2 separate regions of the Mus musculus genome follow, and region 1 is linked to region 2. A link is a loop called in an ENCODE intact Hi-C map of the cell type or tissue named here. Cell type or tissue: heart. All regions are shown on one strand. Each heading gives the region's core, and the rest is flanking DNA. Links, peaks and the distances in the headings are about the cores only. Region 1 overlaps Ctdspl (CTD (carboxy-terminal domain, RNA polymerase II, polypeptide A) small phosphatase-like). Region 2 overlaps Ctdspl (CTD (carboxy-terminal domain, RNA polymerase II, polypeptide A) small phosphatase-like).

Region 1 (11,430 bases), core at 5,968-8,467, 49 kb before region 2:
AGCTGTAAATTTTGGCAGCTGCCCAGAAGAGGCTAGAGAAAAGAAGTTAAGGAAGCTGAATGGGGGTGGGGGTGGGGTGGGGGGGGGAGGGGGAGGGAAGCATGCTCTTCTGAGCATTCAGAAAAGCAGACAGAGTTACAAGCTGCAAGAAATGGCCTAGCATTCCTCCTTGTTTTGGTGCATGTCTGTGTATGTGTGTGCACGGACATGTGTGTGTGTGTGTGTGTGTGTGTGTGTGTGCGTGCGTGCGTGTGCTTGTGTGCATGCGTGGGGAGGTCAGAGGTCAGCATCGGATGTCTTTCTCTATTGTTCTCAGCCTTATTTTTTGAGGCAGGGTCTCTCCTTACACCCACAGCTCATGATTCAGGTAAATTGGCTGTCCAGCAAGCCCCAGGGTCCCCGCTACCTCTGCTGCCCCAGTGCTGGACGGCAGGGGCACACGGGCTTTCTGCTTCCCTGCTGATGCTTAGCAATATTTATACCAACTAAACCTTCTTCTCAGACATACTCGCCTTTCACTTAAAAATTCCCATTGTCGCGTACGTGCACGCTCACAGGTGCACCATGATGTGCACCCGTGGGTCAGAGGGCAACTTCAGGGAATTGCTTTTCCCTCCCACCTTTAGGCAGGTTCCAGGGACTGACCTCAGACGGCCAGGCTTGTGTGGCAGGTGCCTTGAGCCGCCTCATCATCTCGTCAGCCTCTTGGACCACTTTTTAAAAAGGCCCTGAAATAACTGGAAGCGTTTTATGATTGTGGTATTCCCTCTCTACCTGTGTCAGAAAGCACTGCATTCTTACAGTTCTCTCCCACAGGATCCATCAGAAAGTTCTTATCAGTTTCCTCTCCAAAAATATCTCGACTCCCACCTTTATTTCTAATGCATCTTCCAGGACCAGGCCTCCTGACTTGGGAGGCTCCTGTTTCCTGCTGGGCCTCCTGTCCTTGCCCATTTACCTCACAGCTGTCAGCGTATCCACTGGAGGACATAGAACATCCTACCCCAGGCCTACTTAGAACTCCCACGGTTTGCCCACTGCCTTAGGAGTAAACACACGGAGGCACACAGCACATCTCATCCCATCCCCACTTCCTCCTGCAGGCTTCACTTGAGGTTTGAACTCAGCAGTGAGGTCAGAGCGAGGCACACAGCCAGGAAGCCCCAGGGCTGGCAACCCCTTCAGGGAGGGAGCGGACACGGAGGCTGAGTCACGAAGGCCACAGTAGAATGCACTGTGGCTGGGTCCTGGGAAAGTCCTTCTGGCTCTAAGGAATCCCAAGGGGAGCAGCTTCATCTCTTGCTGACCAGACAGCTTAGAGCACTCTCTGAGGGATGGGCGAAGGGGCATGTGAGCCGTCTACAGAAGGTTGACGCGGATGGAAAAAGAGGGTTCCTTTTCTCCTCTGCGACCGTCAGTGTGGCAATCAGCCTTTGGTTTTTATACTTTTTATACGATTAAAAAAAAACCTATGTGCATGTGTACTTTGCTTGCATGTATGTATGTGTGGGCGTCATGTATGCATACAGTGTGTACAGAGGCCAGGCAAGGGCATTGGATCCAATGCCTGGAACTGGAGTTACAGACAGTTGTGAGCTGCCATGTGTGTGCTGGGGATTGAACCTGGATCCTCTGCAAAGGTGGCCAGTGCTGGGCCATCTCTCCAGTCCTGGCGATCATCTTTTAGGTTAGTGTCTAGGGGCTCCTGGCTTGCAAGACCGGGATGAAGACTACAGGCACCGGACACGGGGGTTCATCCTTTCTCCTTGGTGCCCTACTAAGCAAGAGGGGCGAATGAACCAAAGGATGCATGACAAACCAGCAGACCATAGCAGTCTGAGAGTCGGAGCGCTGTCCCTGCAGGCCCCAGCAGGAGGCGGGGAGGCAGTATACAAAAGCTGCTGGCTGAGTGCTGAGCTAAACTCATTAGCCAGAGCTGGAACCCCGACCACCAGTCCAACCTGACCATTGGGGCTGGAAGGCTGAGGCCGAGCTGGGAACTGGGTTTGGCTCTGCAGGCAAGAATAACTCTGAAGCAGGGCTAGAGAAACAGATGGTGGGGCAGGTGGGAACAGCCCAGGAAGAGCGGCCCAGACAAGGATGTTTAAGTGAACACTGGGGACCCTGCCTAGGAAGAGTTTTCAATCTTGCTAAGGAAAAAAAAAAAAAAAAAAAAAAACCACAAAAACCAAGCCTCAGTCCGGCGCTCGGGTGCAATCTTCCCGCTCGCTCGCTATTTGGCTGCTTATTACTTCAGGTTCCTCAGCATCCCGGAGCGGCGTCACGAGCACCACTGAAGCTGCTCACGCAATTAGTCTTGACACCACTGGGGACGACTATGTTTTCCTTGAGGCCGTGTTCTGCTTTGTGTACATGAGATCAAAACCCAGGCTCGGGATCACTCGTTAGCAGCTCCCATTGAGGCTGGCTGACGACGCTGGTGGAGCAGAATGTGTGGCTCTTGCCTTGGTCAGCATAGAGTATAGACCCAGCCAGGAATGCCCCAGCCAGCAGAGTGGGGCTGAAGACCTGGGGTCGAAGATCCAACAGGCAGATGAGGATGGGTGCTATCCCAGGCAGGCCGTGGGGGAGGGAGCTGCTAGTGGCTCCCGGAATTCTGCACACCACAGATCTCATCTCTGGGGCCACTCAGAGTTTTCCAGGTACCCATGAAGACCCAGGTGCCTCTGCTAAGTGGATTGACTGACTCTGCGAGAGTCACGGTCGGCACAGAAAGGATTTGGGAGAGCGAGCTAGGGTCTACTCCGCCTGCTTTCAACTCACCTGTGAAGCCTGTCTGGATGCTATTGGTGCTTATGATGGTAAATACTGAACATCAGGAGTGTTTACCCTGCGACAGTGTCCATGGCAGTGCCCAGAGAACAGTGAGGGCTCAATGAACGTCTGCTTGATGGGAATCTGGGGCTGTGCTGAGCCGTTCACATGGGCCATTTCATTTAATGAACTCTAACAGGCAGATGGAATTATCCCCAATTAGACAAGAAGAAACCAATGTGCCAGAGGTAAAGGAATTTACCAGAAACCATTCAGCTCCCAAGGCTATCAGAACTCCCAACATTCTGTGCCTGCCAGTGACACTTGACACCTGCCTCTTAACTTGTTCCTCCCTGAAACCTGTGGCCATCAAACACGGGGACACAGGGACTCTAAAATCTGGCTGCTCTTCAATGCGTGAGGGAGACTCCCCCACACCTGCATCCATCCACAGTCACAATGGACGGGTCTTGTGGTTTTGTCTGTGGATAACTGGTTTCAGGTGGCTGCATAAAGCAACTTCATGGAGCATTTGTTCCAAATGCTCCCAGTCACCATGGTAACCAGAAACCTCTCAGCCTAGCAGTGTGCACATGGCCTGCATCTATCGCATCTGGGGTGGGAACCTGTCACCGTAAAAATAGCTTCCTCCACCTTAACAAAGGGCTCTTGGCAGCTTGGGGGGTGTGGTGGAGGGTGGAGAGGTTGGGATGACGGCTGGGAACAGGACGCAGGATGCAGGACACAGGATGCAGGACGAAAAGGACGCACCTTGGCCAAGCTGGCAGTAAAGAGCACACACTCAAAGAGCTGCCCCATCCTCTGGAGGAACTCGTCCACGTGAGGTCGCTTCAGCACATACACCTGCGGTGGGAGGAGACAAGAGCTGTCAGTCATAGCATCCAGGGACAGCGTGGGCCTTGGAAGAACTGCCAAGGGGCCCTTCTCCTGTTGCCAGGCCTATGTACGATTTACTGAAGCTTGCACTAGGTTCTGCGTCTCAACCCTTGTAGAGAGAAAGGAAAGCCGACCACGTCGTCAAGGTTCTTGAGTATCTTCGGAGCCAGTAAGCAGAGCACAGCTGTGCCATGTCCAGTCGCAGTTGCTCATGCATCCACTTGGCACTTGCTGAGTCAGCCCCTATGTGGCCACAGGCCACAGCCTAGGTGCTGTCCTTCTGGAAGTCTAGGACTAGCTGCGGCCTCCAACTCTGAACATCCCTGCCCCCTGGGGTTAATGCACTTGAAAACTTTCTAGTGGACACCATGGAGGTCACCCTGCTTGTGTAGGGGTACAGAAAGCACTTCACATGGGTAAGGGGCTGCTTCCCACAGTTGGGCTCTGTGTATCCTTCTGATCAGACCAGACAGGCCTGCGAAGCAGCTGGTTTCACCTAACACCCAGGCTGCAGTCTCTGGAGGCTAAAGGAATGTGTAGGAACTGGAAGAGAGAAAGCAAAGCCAGGGAGAGGCAGTGGGCAGAGGGAGGGACCAATTAAAACTTGAGTAAATTCCACTAGAAGTTAGCTACATCTTTAAAATAAAACATAATTACCAGGTCTCAGCGCTGTGCTCAGTTCAGCTACAAGGCTGAATTGGAGCCCCCAATCCTCTGGAGACTCGTGTGGTGGGCCTTGCCGGCTCAGCTCACTCAGTCTTGAGCACACACTGACAGAAATTAGTGAACACAAGAAATCTCACAGTGGGGTATTCATTCAAGATAATTCTCCCTTCCAGAGGGCGTCTCAGAAAGCAACATCTGGCCTTGACCTTGAATAAAGAGGAGCTCACACGCTGAGAGAGAGAGAGAGCTGAGCCTCCAACCCGAGCAAAGTGTGAACGTGAGGATCGGAAGCGTCACAACACTTGGGTTTGTGTTGGGCCAAAGCCTGTGTCCACAGCCAACCATAGGCAGTGAGAGAAGCCCTGGAGGCTGCTCAGGGAGGAAGCAGTTAAGGTAAAGAGCTAAAGGTAGCAGTAAGCCACAGGGCCTCTAAGGGCAGACAGAGCAGGGGAGGGGGCTGCGGAAAGGGAGAGGAGACACAAGACTGCACCCCATGCAAGGAAAACACACTGCAGGACAGACTTCCTAGATGGAAACACTGCTTTGCAGCATGCCAGGAAAAGGCGCTTCCTAGGGCAAAGACCTGGAGAGAAAGCGGCTGGCTAGCTTTAGGAGTGGGTTGGGGGTCTGGCTCTGCAGCTGAGGGTGGAGAGAGGGGCCAGAGGAATATAGGTGGTCTATCCTGGGTGCCACCAGGATCCTGCTGAGCTGGGGTGTTGGGCTAGGCTGAGGGCAGAGCTGTGTGGCTGTAGCAGCTGCAGGACCTGCTTTGCTCATAACACTCGTTGTTGCTGGTGCCAGTGACTGGGTGTGGCCTCCGGTCCTGAGTCTCCGGGAGGACTGCTTGGCCAGCAAGCTTGGCTACAGGCAAAGGGTTGGAGATGGACGGGGGAAACTCTGTTGTTGCCGCCTTTAGCAGAAAGGAGGTTCCTGGGCCCAGATGCCGGCGTCCAGGCCCGCGTCCCCGTGCAAGTAACCAAGAATAGGCCCCTTGGGACCTGCACAGCCTATCCTGGATTACTTGAACGAGGCCACGGCCTTCGCCAGGGCCTCGGTCCTCCAGCTTTTGTACCTTCCTTCTCTCTGGAGTTTCTGCTCCCAGCCCTGATGCCCGGGGTGTCTACTGCCAAAGAGAAGGGGCAAGGGAAGCCGGGGTGGGTCCTGCACTCCGGACGTGCTTGTGGCCACGTGGTGTGAAGAATTATTTTCTTGGGCAGTCCTCCTGAGCCTCACCTCAAGGACTCTTCGACTTTAGACACAACAACCAGCGCAGAGGTCCTAACTGCATGGCGGGGGTGGAGTTAATTCAGTTGGTGCTTTGTGAATGGTAAGTGACCAGGTGCCTGAAACCTTCCCAGGTCCTATGTCCTGTAGGACAGGATAGAGAGCTAGGTGGGGGTAAGGGAGACAGGGGGAACCAAGTCTAAGGAAAGAGCCCTGGCTTAGGAGTCAGGAAATCTTATCCTGATGATTGTCATATATAACCTTCTGTCTGGGCAACGGAATGGCTAAAACAGCTGATTTCACAGCCCTGGATTGTTCTAAACTGCACTCAAGAGTTAAGGAGCCTTATTGGCATCGTTAAGAAATGACATCCTGTGTGGCCCAGGAACCAGGAAATGTCTGTCCCTTCCTGGGATATGAGGCCAGATACTCTCCCCTTAAGGCCTTGAGTTTGATGGGGGAGACAGTCTGTCCCATCACTCCTAAGAAACATGTGGCAAAACTATATCTACCTTAACCTCCAAGGCGAGCTTTTCTACCATGTTTCTAATGTATTCATAGACGAAGTCATTTCCAGAAGAGCTTGCTGATGACGAAGAAAAAATAAAGAAGAAGCAACTCCCCCAAACAAACAAACAAACAAACAACCCCAAAACAGAAAACCCCAAAAACCGGAAGAAGATTGATGCCAGCTGACGATGACAATTTATGCACAGCACCCTGCTGGTCTTAACACACCCTTCCCCTTTGCTCTGGGTTGAGTATTTGCTAAAAAAGACACTGGAGAAAACCACATGGGCAGAGAAGCTCTCACGGGAGCAGTTGGCATCAAAGTGGACATTTTTCCCAAGAATGCTCCGTCAGTGGGTGACTGGTGGCATTTTCCTGTTGCTAGGAGAAGCCAAAAGCAAATGCATGATGAAGTTGACCAGATGTCAAACCCGGCCAGCGGTGGGGACAACTAGGGGATTGCACAAAGGCTCCTAAAAGTTGAAATCAAATCAGAGATCATACCTAATATTTATTAACAGAAAAGGGTCCTCATAAACACGGTAAAAAGCAAATGCATGCATGAGGCAGAGAATCATTCACAGTATTTTTATTTAGCTTTTGAGACAGGGTTTCTCTGTGTAGCCCTGGCTGTACAAGGACTCGCTTTGTGGACCAGGCTGTCCTCAGACTCAAGAGATCTGCCTGCCTCTGCCTCCATGCCTGGCTTACTATACTTATTATACAAAGTTTGTTTCCTGAAGTTAGAATAAAATGGCCACTGAAGTGAGAATTGAAAAAATGATGTTCCCAGGGAGTGTGGTTACAAGAAAATGCTCTCTGGAACTGCAGGCTAACTCTGGTTCCTTACCTGGTGTATGGTTCCGTCGATTTCAACAGGAACAATGAAGTCAGCATTACTAATGGGCTAGAGAGAAAAGAAATTGTGATTAATACATATGAAAGGAAAGAGAAAATTGGAAATTGTAGCAAGAAAGAAGCTTGCCTGGACCAATGTTTTGACGATGGCAGGAAATAGTTCACAAGGATGCTGGCAGAGGCCTTGGGTCCTTGAAATAAACATGTAGGAAGGAGTATTTCTTCCTGTCCTGAGTGTCCTGGAGTTCCAGCATCTAGCCCAATCTCTTGGACACCTGCCTGCCTCAACTGCAAAGGGTGGCATAGTCTGGCAAGAGAATGGGGCTGCTCAGACTCCAGCCTGGAGCCCAGACAGGATGGGGGACGGGGGGACGGGGACGGACCACTGATGGCCACCAGGGGGCAGAGATGAATGCCTGCTGGCCAGTTGTCACTACCACTGGAAAAGCAATTTGTCCTTGGACTCAGAGTGTGGGCAGCTTGGCACAGGATGCTCAGAGGACAGAGCCACAGCAGGCGGAAAGCCAGATGCCACAGGCGAATATCCTGGGTAGACATTCCCCTCTGGACTTCAGCATCTGCTCCTCAACTGTTATGGTGGTGGGTGCGATGGGTCCCCACGGCTCCATCAGGCCTCAGGCCCTGCCTGGTGGCCTGGCCTGGTTTCCTACTCTGGGATTGGAGGACGGCCAGCCTAACTGCTCTGTTCTAAGAAACACAAGACAGCTTACCTACAACTTCACAGGCATTTAACCTAACCCTTGGTTAGTATTAAACACATTTGAAAAATAAAATATTACCTCAGCAGTCACAGTCATTGAACAACGGGCTCATAAGCAGTTCTAAATGGAATCCCACACGTTAGAAAACTTAACGGAGAGGCTCAAAAGAACTGTCACCCTGCAGACGTTAGGGAAAGAGCGACTTGGGCATATGGTGGCCACCGGGTGGTGAAGGACATGCAGAACCTTTGGTCAGACTGTAAACCGGGTCTACATCTAAGCCCCTCAGTGCACCACACATTTCCCTTGACGTATACACTGAAAACTGTGGACTGCGGTAGACTAGACCCGCGACTAAATGCTCAGATGCGGGAGCGCTACTTAAGCCCGAAGTTAATGTTTCCAGGACAGGAAGGCGAGGGACGAATTCAAAATTTCATAATGTTACCACCGAAATATAGAATTACGAAAATCAGAGAAAACAACTGAAGAAGAAGTTGTCAAAGGCTTTGGGTTGTGAAATCCCTCTGCACGGGGTGAAGTAAGAGAGGAGAAATGGCTCCTAGCTTCCAAGTGTGGTCGTGAACTCCCACGCACTGCGTGATGATACCACCCTGAAGCCGGAGCTTTTCCCGACTCCACGAACTCGGGAGTCACACGTGAGAGGGGTTCACGGTGGACACATCCCCAAGAGACTTTGAAATGCTCAGAAAACATTAAATATCATGAGGAACATTCCACTTGCAAAAGCAGCCTGGTCCAAGCCCACAAGATGGCTCAGCAAGGAGACATAGCTCAGTGCTACACAGGGCCTGGTGACATGCGTTGATCTCTGGAACCCACGGTGCGAGGAGAGACCGGGCTCCTAAACGTGTAGTGTGACCTCTACACACATGCTGTGTCACCCACACATCCACACTCAGTGCAAAAATAGAAAAATAAAACAAAGTAAAAGATAATTTTAAAAAGTAGTGAGGCCAGAGAAGAAATGAGGGAGTTTTATTTACAGCTTGGGGAGGCCATGCCCTCTGGTCAGAGACACCAGTGCTGCCAAGGCCTGGCCTTGGAGCCAGGAACCCTTGGTAATCTTGGGCAGCTTGTCCGCAGCTGCTTGGGAGGGCACTCTCTATGCTGCGACAGAAGCTGACCCCTGCTCTGAAAGGCTTGATGCCCCCAGTTGCTTGTTTCACAGAAGGGAAATGTTGCAATGTCATTTAGAACCAAGCTTGCACTCCAGGCCACTGTGGCCCCAGGAACACAATCCTGGAAGAGCCAGGCCCTTGGAATGCTGGGTAATGAGGTGGTCCTACAAGCCTCAGCAGCTAGAACGAGGTCCTTTCTCACTGCTAGGTTATCTATATTCCCAAGCCCTTAAAGATGGCCTCCTGGCCTCGTGCTGAGCCTTCGTTGAGAAGATGCGAGGTAAATCTAATGATTCTTCTGCCTGATGACCTGCCAGAAATGACAAGGGCTCACGCTGAGACACTCATCATGGGTGGAGCCAGTTGCATCTCTCAGCGAAGTAAGAGGCATCCCAAGGCAGTGGGGCATGAGGAACATATTGAGACTGACCAGGGTAGAATAGTTTTATTGACAGGGAATAGTCCAGAAAGATGAGAACCAAGCTCGTATGCCCCCTGCTTCTCCCCAACACACCACTCACCCACATGTGCCAGCATTTGTCTCTTCTAAACAACTCTACTTGTTTGGAGCGGTGAATTAACAATGTAGCCACTGCCGCTCCCTCCCGAATGAGATGGAGCAGGGATAGAGATCAGAAAGCCCCTGACTTTCATTTTCACATAGTTTAACCACAGCTCCGCACCCACTGGGATGGGCTGTGAAGGTGAGCGCTCTGTCAGCTGTGAGGGCACAAGAAAACCCAGCATGAGAATGATCAGAATGGACGCCCAGGCCACTCGGATGCTTAACTCTGGAAGGCGTCCTTCCAGTTGGACATTGTTCAAAAATTGATCTGGGATCATTCCCAGGACAGCAGGGCTACCAGACAGTTTCCCACATTACCCACCATTGTTCAAAAATTGATCTGGGAACATTCCCAGGACAGCAGGGCTACCAGACAGTTTTCAACATTACCCACCCGGTGCACCACCCAACAAAATGCACAATGCTCCAGTTCCTTCAACAAACGTCACATCCTGGTGCCCTGATTGCCTGTGCCACTTGAACCTAAAAGCATTTCTACAGGGCTTAGAGTGGGGAAGCCCAGATCTCAAGGAAACGGTGAGATCTCAGAGACACTGGCAGCCCAGCCAATGGGCTTCCTCAAGCCAGTGACTTAATAATCAATTATTGCAGCCCATATTCACCTGGGTAACAGGATAGGTCTAACCGTCACCCTGAGTTCTTGGGGTGTCTTCCTGAGGAGTCAAGTTATAACAAGCAGTCACAAGCTTTCACCCTTTCCACGGGATGGTGATGAAGTCACATACACCCCCAAGGGATACTGCCTGTGGGATTTACCTTAAACGAACTGTGCACCAGGGTTTCGTCTAGATCAATGACCACACATTTCTTTCCATAGTCGAGCACCGTCACCTCTGGAAGGAGGTATTTAGCTGGTGGCTAAAGGAAGAGGGAAAAAAAAAATCAATATTATAAGCTCAATGTAGGAGTCTGATTCCCCAACACTAACCTAAGGTCCACGGTGATCACATTAGTGAGGGTATGAACAAAAGCAAGCACTCAAAGGCCTGGCTAAGCTTATCACACGGCTTTATTAAAAGTAGTAACAGGGTTCTGCAGTGGAAACTCTGCCCCCCTGAAACAGTGCCTTTCTGTGACTACCGTGAGGGTCTGTGCTCTGGCGTCAAGTCTGAGCTTTCAATATCACGGCAGACACATTATTTTTAATTAGCTGAGATGATAACACCTCCACGTAAGGTAGATGCTTATCAGCTATACCCACAGTAAACCAGCCAGGGTCCTTCTTGGCATGCATGAGGTGGCTATTAATAATAATAATAATATTAATAGCTATTATTATTATTAAAATGGATTCCATCAGAATCTACTTGTAATGGTTATTTAGACTTCATGGGCCTTTTTCCTGGGGTTGTATTTTGCCTAAAACTCACTGTAACCTCTCAGGAAACTTTGGAGCTAGGTTGGACCTGCGGGTTTTTTTTTTTTTTTTCCCTTCAATGACTGGTATTTTTATTTATGTGTTCCTGCTTGTCTGTATGTGTGCTTTGTGTATGCAAGTGCCTGTAGAGTCCAGAAGAGGGCGTCAGACCTACTGGAACTGCAGTTACAGGTGGTAGTTGTGAGCTACTATGAGGGTGTGAGAAATTGAACCTGGGTCCTTTTGCAAGAGTGGCGTAAACGCCTAATTAATGAGCCGTCTCTTCAGCCCCCATGTCAGGCATCCTTAATCAGTAGAAGAGAAACTGTAGACGCACTAACCAGTTGCACTTCAAGTATTAAAGTTTAAACTGGCACCCGCGCTGCTGTGGCATGAAACTGAATGGATAGGACATCTGTGCCTCTTAGATTGAGTTAGACTCCAATCCATGTGCTGTGTCCACCAAAGAGTCTTTACAGCAGCTGACTGCTGTCTTGTGATGGGTCATAAAGAGCTAATACACTGCTCTGTAATTTCAGCCAGCCTTCTCTGTTTTGAGTATTTATTTCTTTGGGCTCTGCCTCATTCCAGAGATAATGTGAAGTATTTTAATTGACTGTGGTACGTTCCGTGCCTAAAGTTAACTAGTTAATTTTTTTCCTGCAAACTGTTTAATATTTGATTCAAAACAAA
Region 2 (11,430 bases), core at 4,928-7,427:
ACTAGACAGGTTCAGTCAGAGCCTCCTTCCCAAATGACCACGCCCTAAGCAGGCTGATTCTCTTGGTCATTTAAGCCTTTGAACCCCTGAATCCAGACTGAAGTGTTAAGTCTGCCCATACACAGCGTCGTGCAAGAATAAAGATTCCCCGAAGAAAAGCAAGGGTTTTCAATCCTTGCTTTCAACCAAGGGTTCTGTTTATTTCTATAGATTATCATCTGCGAGATCTGGCATTCAATCAGAAGTAACTATGTCTAGGAGACGATGTAAGTATATTCCAAGTATAGTTATGGGCAACAGAAAACAACATTTAAGGGAGACAAATGTTCGGGGTTAACAGTCATGGAATTTTTAAAATTTAAACTTGAGGCTGGGGAAGTTGCCCTATGGGTGACATGCTCGCTGTACAAGGGGGAGGTTCTAAATTTGGTTCCCAGAACCTACGTAAGGAGCCAGTGTGCTGGGACAACCCTTGTAACACTGTCACTGGGGTAGGGGTGGAGACAACTAGGGTCCTGGGGCTCGTCAATTAGCCTAAAGCCCTAGGCTCTGTGACAGATCCCGACACAAACATGAAGAAGCGACAGGGGAAGACGTCTCCAACACCAACCCCCGGCTTCTACATTCACAGGCGACCCAGCACATGCGCGTGTAAATTCTGCACACATAAATAAAGTTTTTAAAAAGAAATTACACTTACAAGGGTTCAAAGAGGTAAAAAAAAAAATAGTTTCCAGGGAAACCAGAAACAGAACAGAGCTAGAAGGACACGTAGAAATTGTGGACGGTGACAAACAAGGAGGAAGCAAAGATTCAGTGCTTAAAAGCTCAGCAAGAAGAACATGAGGAACAAGGAGAGGGCACAAGGCAGAATCCGCTCCAAACCCAATGGAAAGGGAGAAAACACGGAGCAGCTGGGAACACACAGAGGGGAAGAGCCAGGAATTGTTCAGGTCCCTACTCTGAGCCCTGGGAAGGTGGAGCCTGGAGGGTCATGAGTTCAAGGCCAGCCTGGGCTACATGAGACCCTGTCACCCACAGACAGACAGACAGACAGACAGAAGGTATGTAGTGACAGGACTAACAGGCCTGTGGCGACTCAAGTCCAAGGGAAGAGAGGGAATAGTTAGAGGAAACGGAAGTGGGTGAGGTCTGTGTGCCGGCTCAGGAGGCAAAAGCGCACTCGCGTGTGGCTTGCCAAGCCTGATAATTTGAGTTCGGTCCCCAGGACAACCCTCATGGAATTCCTGATGATGACTAGGTTGGCCTGTGAACTCCCAGAGACCCTCCAGTCTCTCACCCAAGCGCTGGGATTACACTATACCTAGGAGCCACCACACCTAGCCCAACAATTGACTTCTTAATGAAAATATAAAATGACAGTAGACAGGAAAGAAAATTCCTAAATGTTTAAAGACCCAAACATCATCAATGCTACATGTACTCTTTCCAAAGAGATAGAAGCCATCTTGGACATGGCTTCCCAGAAATCAGGATCAAAGTCATTTTCTGAGTCCAACCAAGCCTGCACCCAAACCCATGACTCCACGCCATCGTATGCAAATAAAGGCGGAAGAGCAAATGACCCTATTCACAGATTCAGAGGAAGAGAATGGGGTAACCGCCAACAGCCATTTATGATAGGATCTTCCTGGTCTGATAAGTGACTTCTATAAATAACTCAGGCATTCATCACACTCCTGCTGAAATACCGACGGCTTCCTGCTGAGATCAAGGATGAGACAAGGAAGTTGCCCCTGCCTGGTGGAAGCATCATGCTACAGGAGTGCTATAGGAAACGTGTGTGTGGGAAGCTTGCTTGGATGCTGCGCATTGACGATCTATGAGAAGCTCCACACTTATTTAGCTGGGAGACAGAGGTTAGTTCTAAAGCCGGGCTTAGGAGATGGTTCAGGGGTCAGATCACCAGCTGTGCAAGCGAGTTCAAATCCCCAGCACGCATATAAAAAGGTGGGTGTGGTCACATAATTATAACTGGGACCACTGGGGTGGGACTTTGGGGCAAAGGGCAGCAGGGTCACACATTGGGGGTTGGGTGGGGCAGGTACTGAGGCTTGCTGGCTGACAGCCAGCCTAGCTCCAGGGTCAGTGAGACAGGGGACTCAATGTCCTTTGGCCTTCCCATGTGACGCACATGGGCACACACATATAAATGCACACATGCGTAAATCACACACTCCTCCCCCCCACCCCCACAGGACACGGAAAGCATTTAGAAAAGGGAAGAAATTCAAAGTTGTGGATGTAGGCTAACATAAAAAAAATATAAAATATATAAAAGCAAATCCTAGATACGTTAGATTCCTCCATAGGAAAATTTCCAAATGTTATTTGCAGGAACTTTATGGATTTCGAGGTTCAATATTGTAAGGAATATTTACAAATTGTTCTACTGCAGATTCGATGCCATTTTAATGAAAACCAGAACAGTTTTTGCTCATTTCCTGGAGACTGGGAAGTGAAGCTGATTTTAAAATTCACGCAAATATGCAAATGGCTGTCAGACACTGTGCCGATGGCTACTGTAACTTTCTGTGGGCCAAAGAACTAATAAATGAAGCAACAAATAAAAAGCCCAGAAAATGCCTGGGGTACCAGGATATGCAGAGCTGGGCTCCTGGAGAGCTCGCGCTTCCTCTCTGGGTTACTGGGACAAGGCTCAGCATCCAGTGTGGGCCACCTTATCTATGAAGCACCGGGCCAGGCCACCGAAGTTAGAGTTCAAGTCAGAATAAGGGATTTTTCCTGTTTGCCAGGGTTTGGTTTTGTTTGTTTGTTTTAAGTTGGGGGGAATCTGGGATTTGGAGATCGGTGTCCTTCTAATCCTGAATATTCCAGGCAGCCTAGGGACATCGGTTACTAAGTCTTGCCTTGATTGCCAAGTTAGAAGGCATAAACCAGGCACAGTAGTATGGGGCCCCTCAAGAGGCAGAGACAGGTGGGTCTCTGTGAGTTCAAGGCTAGCCATGTAGCAAGTTCCAGGTCAGTTGGGACTACACAGTATGACCTAGTCTACAAGAAAAGCGGGGAGTTCATAACACAGTAGATGGGTCAGGTAGACAGACCTCAGTTAAAAATATTATTTTAATTTTTGCATACTTTTTTTTTTCTTTTTACATAGGATCTCATGCAACCTTGGCCTAGAATTTGATACTATATAGATCAAGCTGGCCTTGAACTTCTGATTCTCCTGACTCCATCCCCCAAATGCTGGGAATATGGGCATGAGTCCCTACTCTGTCCACTTTCATGCTTGTGAATTTTCTGACTAAACCACCTGAACTCTTGGAGCCTTGGGTCCCCTACCTGTGAGAGCAAGGTCATAAAGATGAATTGAAAACCTGCCTGCAAAGCCCTTCAGAAGCATCTGGCTCATATAATTACTTAATAAGTAGAACCAACTAAAGACAACACAGTGGAGCCAGATGCTGGGCTCTGAGGCCACTGAAGACAAGATGGAGGAGTGATGAACTGGATCTGTGGATCCCTGGGGAGAGATGGTCGGGGAAGCATCTGTGTAATGGGTACAATGTTAATCCACCAAGGTTTCAAGCTTCCCTTATTAAGCCTGCCAAAGGATAACTAATACATCCCTGCTCTGCACTGCTACTGGAGAGCAAGTGATCCCACAGCCCACCTCACCCACACCCGCATACCGTCCAGTCCACCATCCTTTCCTGTTCGGTGAACACACAGCGACCCTTCATCTTTGGCTGGTGTAGCTCACAACCTGGTTAATCCTTATTTGGTTTCCTGGGCCTGATTCTTAAACAAAGAATCCTTAGTTCATGGCCACCTATAAAGAATGTTCTTAGAGCCAACCAAAGCCCTGGTACTCTGTTCCAAACCCTGTTTGCAATTTAGGCCTCAATGCATACATGGGAGGGAGGGAGTCTGGCTGATGACTGCAGGGAGGATCTGGCCTCCCTCTGGGAGCACCCTGGCACTCAGACACACCCTCACTTCTGGAGGAGCTCAATATTTGATCCGTGCCCCTCACCAAGATGCTTCCGAAGGCACAATTAAAGAGCTCTGCTCTAGGACAGAGCTTTTCTGTTTGTTTGACAATAGCGTGCGTGCGTGCGTGCGTGCGTACTAAGTTTTAGTCGTTTTCATCCCCCCTGCCAAACTTGTTACTGAGTTCCCCTCCTACTCCCACACCATCTTTTGCATGTGGCCCAGTGATTTTAACCAGACTTCCAACCCCCAGCACACCAGAACCTGCGCCCTGTGCGGCTGCTTGAAGCACCTTCTTATTCTTGCCCTTACCCACCTGCCTTGGAAACCCTGTGCCACGTTAGACCAAACCAACCAGAACAAACTTGTTCTTCAGCAGATCTCTGTCACTTTCCCCAGTGTTCTCCTGCCAGTGGCTAGTGGCTATCGCAGAGACTCAGACAGAACTCGGTCAATGGGCCGATATAAATAACCGTGAGCTCTGGGCGGTGGATGAACCAACTCTATCAACCTTCCAACCGAAGCTCAGCAGATATCGTAGGGAAGGAGGAGGGGAGAATGTAAGAATGTGAGAGCTGCAGGATAGATGGGGAGGAGAGCTGTGCATGCCGGCTTCTGGACGAGGATGCCACTGCTGCACCCATCAGCTCACAGTGGATATGGCTGTCAGTGCAAAACATGCACAAGATCAAGCCAGTCAAAATTTCACCATGAACAGGGGGAGGAGCCCCTGAGGCCCCACTCTTGATGGAAGACCTATTTATAGTTGATGGCTGCTGAAGCAGGGAGTCATTTTCCTTTGGGGATATTGCTGCTGGTACGTTGTCGGTGCTCCAGTGTATGGTCCGAATATGGGTCTCTGGCTTTACTATAACAACAAACAAGGAGGAGCCAGACACGGTGGAGCACATCTTTAATCTCAGCCGTCAGCAGGCAGAGGTGGCTGAATCGCTGTGAGTTTGACCAGGACAGCCTGGTCTACACAGTGAGAGCTTGTCTCAAGAAAATAAATAAATAAATAAATAAATAAATAAATAAATAAATAAATACATAAAAGGGCATGAAGTTGGAAGGGAGAAGGGGGTACTAGAGGAAGTCAGAGCAGTGGTGGAGTGGATATGAAAAAGGAGCAAACATTGAAACGCCATGCCCTTGCAGTCCTGACTCCGGTCTGAAGTTTCAAATGAGCAGTGAAGTGCAGCTGTGTTACTGTTTCTGTCCTGTTGTAAAACCAGAGCATCCCCTGCTCCAAGACCCGAGAAGGCAGATGTGGACATGAAGGTAACTGAGGAGGTACAGCAGGCGCCGTAACCACATCCAGCTCTCCTCAGGAATAAGCCACGCCACGGCACTCATTCCTGCGCATGCGCTTTGAAGACTAGCACCGGCGCCCCGGGATTTAAATGGCCGCCACGTGCTCAATCCACTCTGTACCTCCGAGGAAATCCTTGAATGATGCTGGATGTATCATACTAAGTCTACCCACCCGACACCAGAGATCACGTTCAGAAATGGTGAGCTAGTACCTCAAACCCTCCTCTGCAGAAGGAGCAAGGCAGCCTGTGTCTTTCCTGAAACCAAGGAACACCAATGCTGGCACCAACCCAACTCCCCACACCCCCGAATTCTATAAATCCAAGCAGATAGGAAGAAAATATTTGTATTTTACTACTAACATTTAGAGACCCATTTGATACACTCTTTGTGGCATTTTTAAGACATACTATCGACTTCTAGTGAGCTGAGAAACTTCCTTAGACTATCTTTAAAATGGATTGCCAGGTCTCTGACTAAAAGTTTGACCTCTGAACCATGGGGTTCAGTGTTTAGCAAGAAAACTTTGTAGGCTGCCTGGCTAGTGTGGGACCCAAAGCTCTCAAGACCCGATTTACATGTCACAATGACCTAGTGATGTAATTACTGTTACTTTCCCATCCTGTAGGTGCAAAAACCTGAAAGGTGGGGAGGTTAAGTCATTTGCCTAGAGTCCCTTCTGTGGCTGGTGAGTGAACCCAGGAGCCCAGCTCGTCCAGGGCTGTGACGTGAGCAGGCACGTGTGACTCCCTGGCTCTCTAAAAGCTTACTGTTTCATCAGCCTGATATTTTAAATGCCCCAGCAGCTCACACAGACACTGTGAATCCTAGGCTACAGGCTGTGCTAAGGTGCTGTCCCTGTGTTCCCTCCCCATGGTAACCTGGCATCAGGACCCTGTTCAAGGTCACAGAGCTCTAGGACTGTGAGCCACAGAGTCCCTGGAGGAAAGGACCAGACTCTCTCACTGCAGGGCTGTGGGACACAGGCTACCCACCCAGTGCTGTTTCTTTCCTTCTGCTACAGATTAAAACAACACGGCACAGCAGGAAAAACAGGAAGCTGGTTTCCAGAAACGCCAGAACAACAGCCCCTCTGTTCCCAGCTCCTGGCAGGAGGCAGCCGCAGCCTGTGAAGGGGCCCTTGCCTGGAAGCAGCCAGCCTCCGGGCTGTTCAGGGCAGGCCACAGGCAGTCCTGAGTCAGGAAGGTTGCCTGTTTCTCTAAAGCAGCCACCTAGTTCCCCTGCTCAGCCCCAGGCTACAGAAGGCAAGAAGCAACAAGGCCACTGGGTAGGTGTCCATTTATGGCCTCAGTCCCACACCTGGAAGCTGGGTCTGCGTTTTCTCATCTCGCATGCAGAGAACAGAGAGTTCAAGGGATGTGTACCTAGGACTTCACGGGGGCAGGGTCCTGGACCTGGCTTGTCTGCTTTCAAAGTCCCTGGTTTGGTGTGGTTTTCACTATGGAATGCTGTGAGATTTCTTGAAATTGGCCAAAAAGGGTATCTTGATTTTTATTTGGCTAACAAAATAAACAGAGAAACCAATGAGTTAGCACGAGTCTCCTTTATAAAGAAAAATATCTAGCTGGGTACGGTGGGGTGGCTCATGCTTGGAATTCCAGCCTCGAGGGCTTGTGGATGGAAGTGGGAAGCTAGCTCAAGCTACAAATCGAGCTTCTGGTTAGCCTGGGCTATGGAGTACCCGTGTTCTAACAAAGTAGCTTAGCTAGCTAGCCTTGTAAGTAGCACTACCAACAAAATAGAAAACTCCAAAAATTGTTGGTATAACAACACAGCTCTAGGGGAAAGGTAGGTAGATGGCTATTATTCTGTTTTGTTGTTGTTATTGTCCCCCCCCCCTCCCGTTCCCCAGACAGGATTTCTTTGTGTAATAGCTCTGGCTATCCTGGAACTTGCTCCGTAGGCCAGGCTGGCCTTGAATTTACAGAATTAGGTCTGCCTTCTGAGTGCTGGGATTAAAGGCATGTGCCACCACGCTTGGCTGCTACTATTCTTTTGAAGAACAATTTGGTAGCCTGTTTAAGAATCAAAGATTTTTTTTATCTTTCTTTCTTTTTTTCGAGATAGCATCTCACTGTGTAGCCCTCCCTGCCTGGCCTTGAATTCACTATGTTGACCAGGGTGGTCTCAAATTGAGAGCCCAAAGGTGCATGCTCCCACACCAGCTCACGAATGCTACTGTCTATGCTTTTACTCCATATCTCAGGTCGAAAGTATACTGAGGGCTTAAGTTAAAATATGAGCAAGCTATACGCAGCATGGGTATGTCCTCTGAGTTAGCAGAAGCGGGACTTGTGGCAGGAAGATAAATATGATAGGAAAGGCACGATGCGTACCAAGTATAGTGTATTTACCCAATAATGTAGCAAGTATGGGTTATTTACCCAATAATGTAGCAAGTATGGGTTATTTACCCAATAAAACATTATTGGCCACTAACTCTGGTCTCTAACAAGGATGCATATAATTTTTTTAAAGAGATTTTTTGCTTTTTCATTTCATGTATAAAGGTACTTTGCTTACATGCATGTGTGTGTACCAGGCACATGCATGCTGCAGAGGCAAGGAGAGGGGGTTGGATCTCTTGAGATTGGAGTTACAGATAGCTGTGAGATGCCATATGAGTGCTGGGAATTGAACCAGGGACCTCTGAAGAAACACAGCCAGTTCTCTCATCCACTGAACCATCTCTCCAGCCCCATGGACACTGTCTTTATAGCAAAGTGAAACTCAGTTCACTGAAGGTTAGAAAAGAGTAACTGGTGGTCTGGGAGAATGGTTTAGTGGGTGAAGTGCCAGACACCAGGACCTGGCTTCAATCCCTCATCCCACATACAACTGAGGCATGGACCTGCACTTCTAACTCTAATGCTGGGTGGGAAGTATAAGGAAGGTGTGGAGACAGGTGGATTCCTTGGAGCATGCTGGCCAGCCAATCTAACCACACAGTGAGTACTGGGTTTAGGGAAAGACCCCCAACTTCCAAAGATCAGGTAGAAACAAACCAACAGTGGAAATCACTCAGTGGTGAGCCCCTGGTCTCCACACACAAGTGCACATATCTGCACGCACACCCACTCACCCATGTACACACAGTTACATAGTCATACAGACATAGACACTACGCAAACACACACAATCAAGGAAGAAGAATAACACAATAAGGAATACAGAAATGTAGCTTAGGTGAGACATGGTTATACAGACACATGATGCTGGCTATTCAGTTAGCGGGGGTAGGGGAGAGAGAGTGCACTGTTGGAGGTGCGCCACTTTCTATGGGCCAGTTTTTAATCACACATCCACGTTTCGAGTATTGTTGCACGCTGTGACTGACACTTGGCGGGTGCTCCCAGGTGATGCCTTTCAGAAGCAAGCCCGGAGGGTGGCTCCCAGCATCCTTCCTTTCATGCGGGTTTCTAGGCAGAGCCTGTGCTGTGTTTGTGTTCTGACCCTACAAAAGGGACTTTTGTTCCATTAACCACTTGTGGTTTGCTGCTACACGGTCATGGGGAAGACATACAGGCTTTCAGACTTCTTCAGAAACACACTGAGGACTTTGCTTGTTTTCTACCTTAAGAACAGAGGGCTCCATTTACCACGTGCCGCATGGCTGAGAGCACACCAAGGCCCTCTGTGTATGCAAGCTTCCGTTTCAGCCCTACAGGTTAACTTCCACCTCCCTGAATCCACAGGAGAACTTCACGATGAGATCAGAGTGAATTCACTCTTTGTGTCCTTGCTCCCAAAATGCGCACAGCCTTTCTATGAGCACCTGCGTTTAGCTTATGGGAAAGCGAGTTTGTATGGTTCATTCTAGCTTTCCCTGCTATGCCCTGCTCCTAAGATTTACTCAAGAATGCTATATGCATGAGTCCCAACATCTGTGGGATGAATGTCCTTTGGCAGTGTGTGAGAGTGAGTTCTGTCCACATGACACATCCAGCTGCACCTGGGAAGGGAGTCTCAATGAGGAACTGTGTGAATCAGACTGGTTTGTAGGCGGCATGTCTGTGAGCAATTAGAGTAACGGAGGTAGGAAGATCTGCCCACTGTGGGCGGAACCATTCCCTGGGCTTGGATCCTGGACTGTATAGCAGAGGAGAAAGCAAGCTGAACAACAAACATGCACATATTCTCTACTCTCCGTTTCTCGTTCTGAACCTGATGTGGCCGGCGGCCTCAAGCTCCTGTCCCAGTGACTCCTCTGCTCTCATGGAGTGTTACTTGGAACCATGAACCAAATAATCCCTTCCCCCCCCCCCCCATACTGCTTTTGTTAGAGGTTTATCACAGCATCAGGAAATGAGACCCGGACAGTGCATATTCCTCAAGGCATTTAATGGTGCGTCTTTTCCGGGCCTGCCTGATGCCTATCATTCACTCCGTTAGCATCTCCTGTCATACGACATGCATGCATGTCATAGTATGCATATGGCCAAGCATACTATTAACCGGGTCAAGAGGGTAAGACAAATGTCCTTAAATCTCTATTTTTTAAAGAGAAAATTACATGTGGCATAATTTTTAAGACTGTAATTCTATTTAAAAGGTGCCCACTTTGATAACTGAGAATGTTTGAACTTTTAAAAATTCTTAATTTTTACCGTTCTCCTTTGAGCCTATTGTGAAGCAGCTATTCTTAGAAGGGCTGTGTGTGAACGGTCCTAAGGCTCTCAAGGGGATCTGTCAGGAGGATATGGCTGCTGTCTGACAACATGATTGTATAATCTGATGTCTCTGAGATCATGCTTCATGTGTGTGTGTGTGTGTATGCACACACGCACACACTGCACATTCCAGGGGAGAAAGGAAGTTTCTGCCAGTGCCTGCGCCAGGCAGAGATGGTGACCCACTTGGCCACAGGCTCCCTATGACATCATCACAACGAGGGGAGGGTGGCTTATGATCACAACTCTCCTATGCTACCTACACCAGATAGGTCCACACAGACTGCTCGGTCCACACAGCAGGCAGGCGTGCACAGCATCATGGGAACCTCAGAGCAGCTGTGCATGGTCAGTATAAGAGACGTTTTTGGTTAGAAACAAAGGGAAAACCCAGCGGGTAAGTTCAAGGTCCAAGGACAAAGAGGACAGTGTGAGCAGCCACCCTCAGTAGGGTGGTCCCCTGCTTACTCCCCACCCCACTGGGCACCATTTCTTTCTACTCATTCTTTGGAAATCAAGTCCTACACTTTGTGCGTACCAGGGTTCCAGTGACTACTCCCTCATCCTGGGAACTTCTGCTCTAGAGGTCTGTTTTGACCTGGCCTTGTCTCCCAGGATCATGGTAAACCATCAGGGAGGCACTGTTGAAACGCAGGTGCCCCAGGAGGCTGGCTGTTCCCTCCACACACTCACCCTCCTTCAGATCTGAACAGATCTTAGGAATCTTATCCACCAGGGTTCTGGCAGGAAACAGATGGCATTCTCAAAATGAGGAATGGGAGGAGGTCAAGAGGTGCCATTTATAGATGGGGCTTGGGGCAGGACTCTGGGACCAGGCTCAGGAGTGCACTTAAACCCTAGGTGGGATGGGTTGAGGAAAGAGAGGTCACCAGAAATTGACATAGTGCCAGGTGCCCGGATCTTTGGTCCGTCACAGAGAGGAGCGGGAGAAGGGATGCTTTCTTCTCTCTCTCCCTGCTGTCGTCCACTAAGCAGAACAACACAGGAGGCTGCCAGGAAGCTCGGGAGCCCATTTACGGACTCCCTACTGGGAAGCATCCAGGACACAGACAGGGTGGAGAAGAGCTCTGGGGACGGACAGAAATCATCTGGCCCAAGAACTAATCCGCCTGTCCTCCGACTTGAAAGGTTCTACTCTTGGAAAGGGATCACAGTGGAAAGCAACAGGTGAGGGTAGAGCTGGCCTGTGAACTCTGTCCCCACCTGCCAGCCTGTACTATCTTCTCTTTGATTGAAGGATACCTTCCTACCGGTATCCTGTTCCAGGACTCAAGCCTCGGAAAACAGCGGGCTTCCGTATCACTTGGAACTGTGGGTATCTGTTTTCCGGAGGGTGCATTCCAAAGCTACTCCTCCCCAGTACAGTCTACATTCCCCCGAGCTACTCCCCAAATGCCTAGTGGTTCATACCTGTCGGCTACACCTT

Evidence for each region. Hi-C counts contacts between places; a loop is a spot of excess contacts. Peaks named below come from ENCODE experiments on the same cell type or tissue, not always from the same donor. Only the 100,000 strongest peaks of a DNase experiment are listed, where the experiment ranks them.
Region 1: a loop joins it to region 2, with 1.8 times the contacts of the local background. A loop is called at or near these places in 2 of 42 quality-filtered maps.

Annotation. Positions count from the first base shown.
Region 1 is chr9:119,025,745-119,037,174 of GRCm38, reverse strand. Ctdspl (CTD (carboxy-terminal domain, RNA polymerase II, polypeptide A) small phosphatase-like) reads right to left here. Exons shown (of 8, transcript NM_133710.3): 4 at 10,137-10,238; 5 at 6,923-6,979; 6 at 3,547-3,639. It overlaps Mir26a-1 (microRNA 26a-1), which reads right to left and starts at 5,379; the gene lies at 5,290-5,379. In heart, for the core only: a CTCF peak has its summit at 7,344 (motif pointing right); a DNase peak (open chromatin) is centred at 7,314.
Region 2 is chr9:118,975,520-118,986,949 of GRCm38, reverse strand. All of the region lies in intron 1 of Ctdspl (CTD (carboxy-terminal domain, RNA polymerase II, polypeptide A) small phosphatase-like), which reads right to left. Among named protein-coding and RNA genes, the nearest start is that of Gm33645, 44 kb to the left of the region's middle. RefSeq lists an enhancer at 5,162-7,464. In heart, for the core only: no CTCF peak of the experiment used is centred there; a DNase peak (open chromatin) is centred at 6,329; H3K4me3 peaks cover 713 bases; H3K27ac peaks cover 2,428 bases.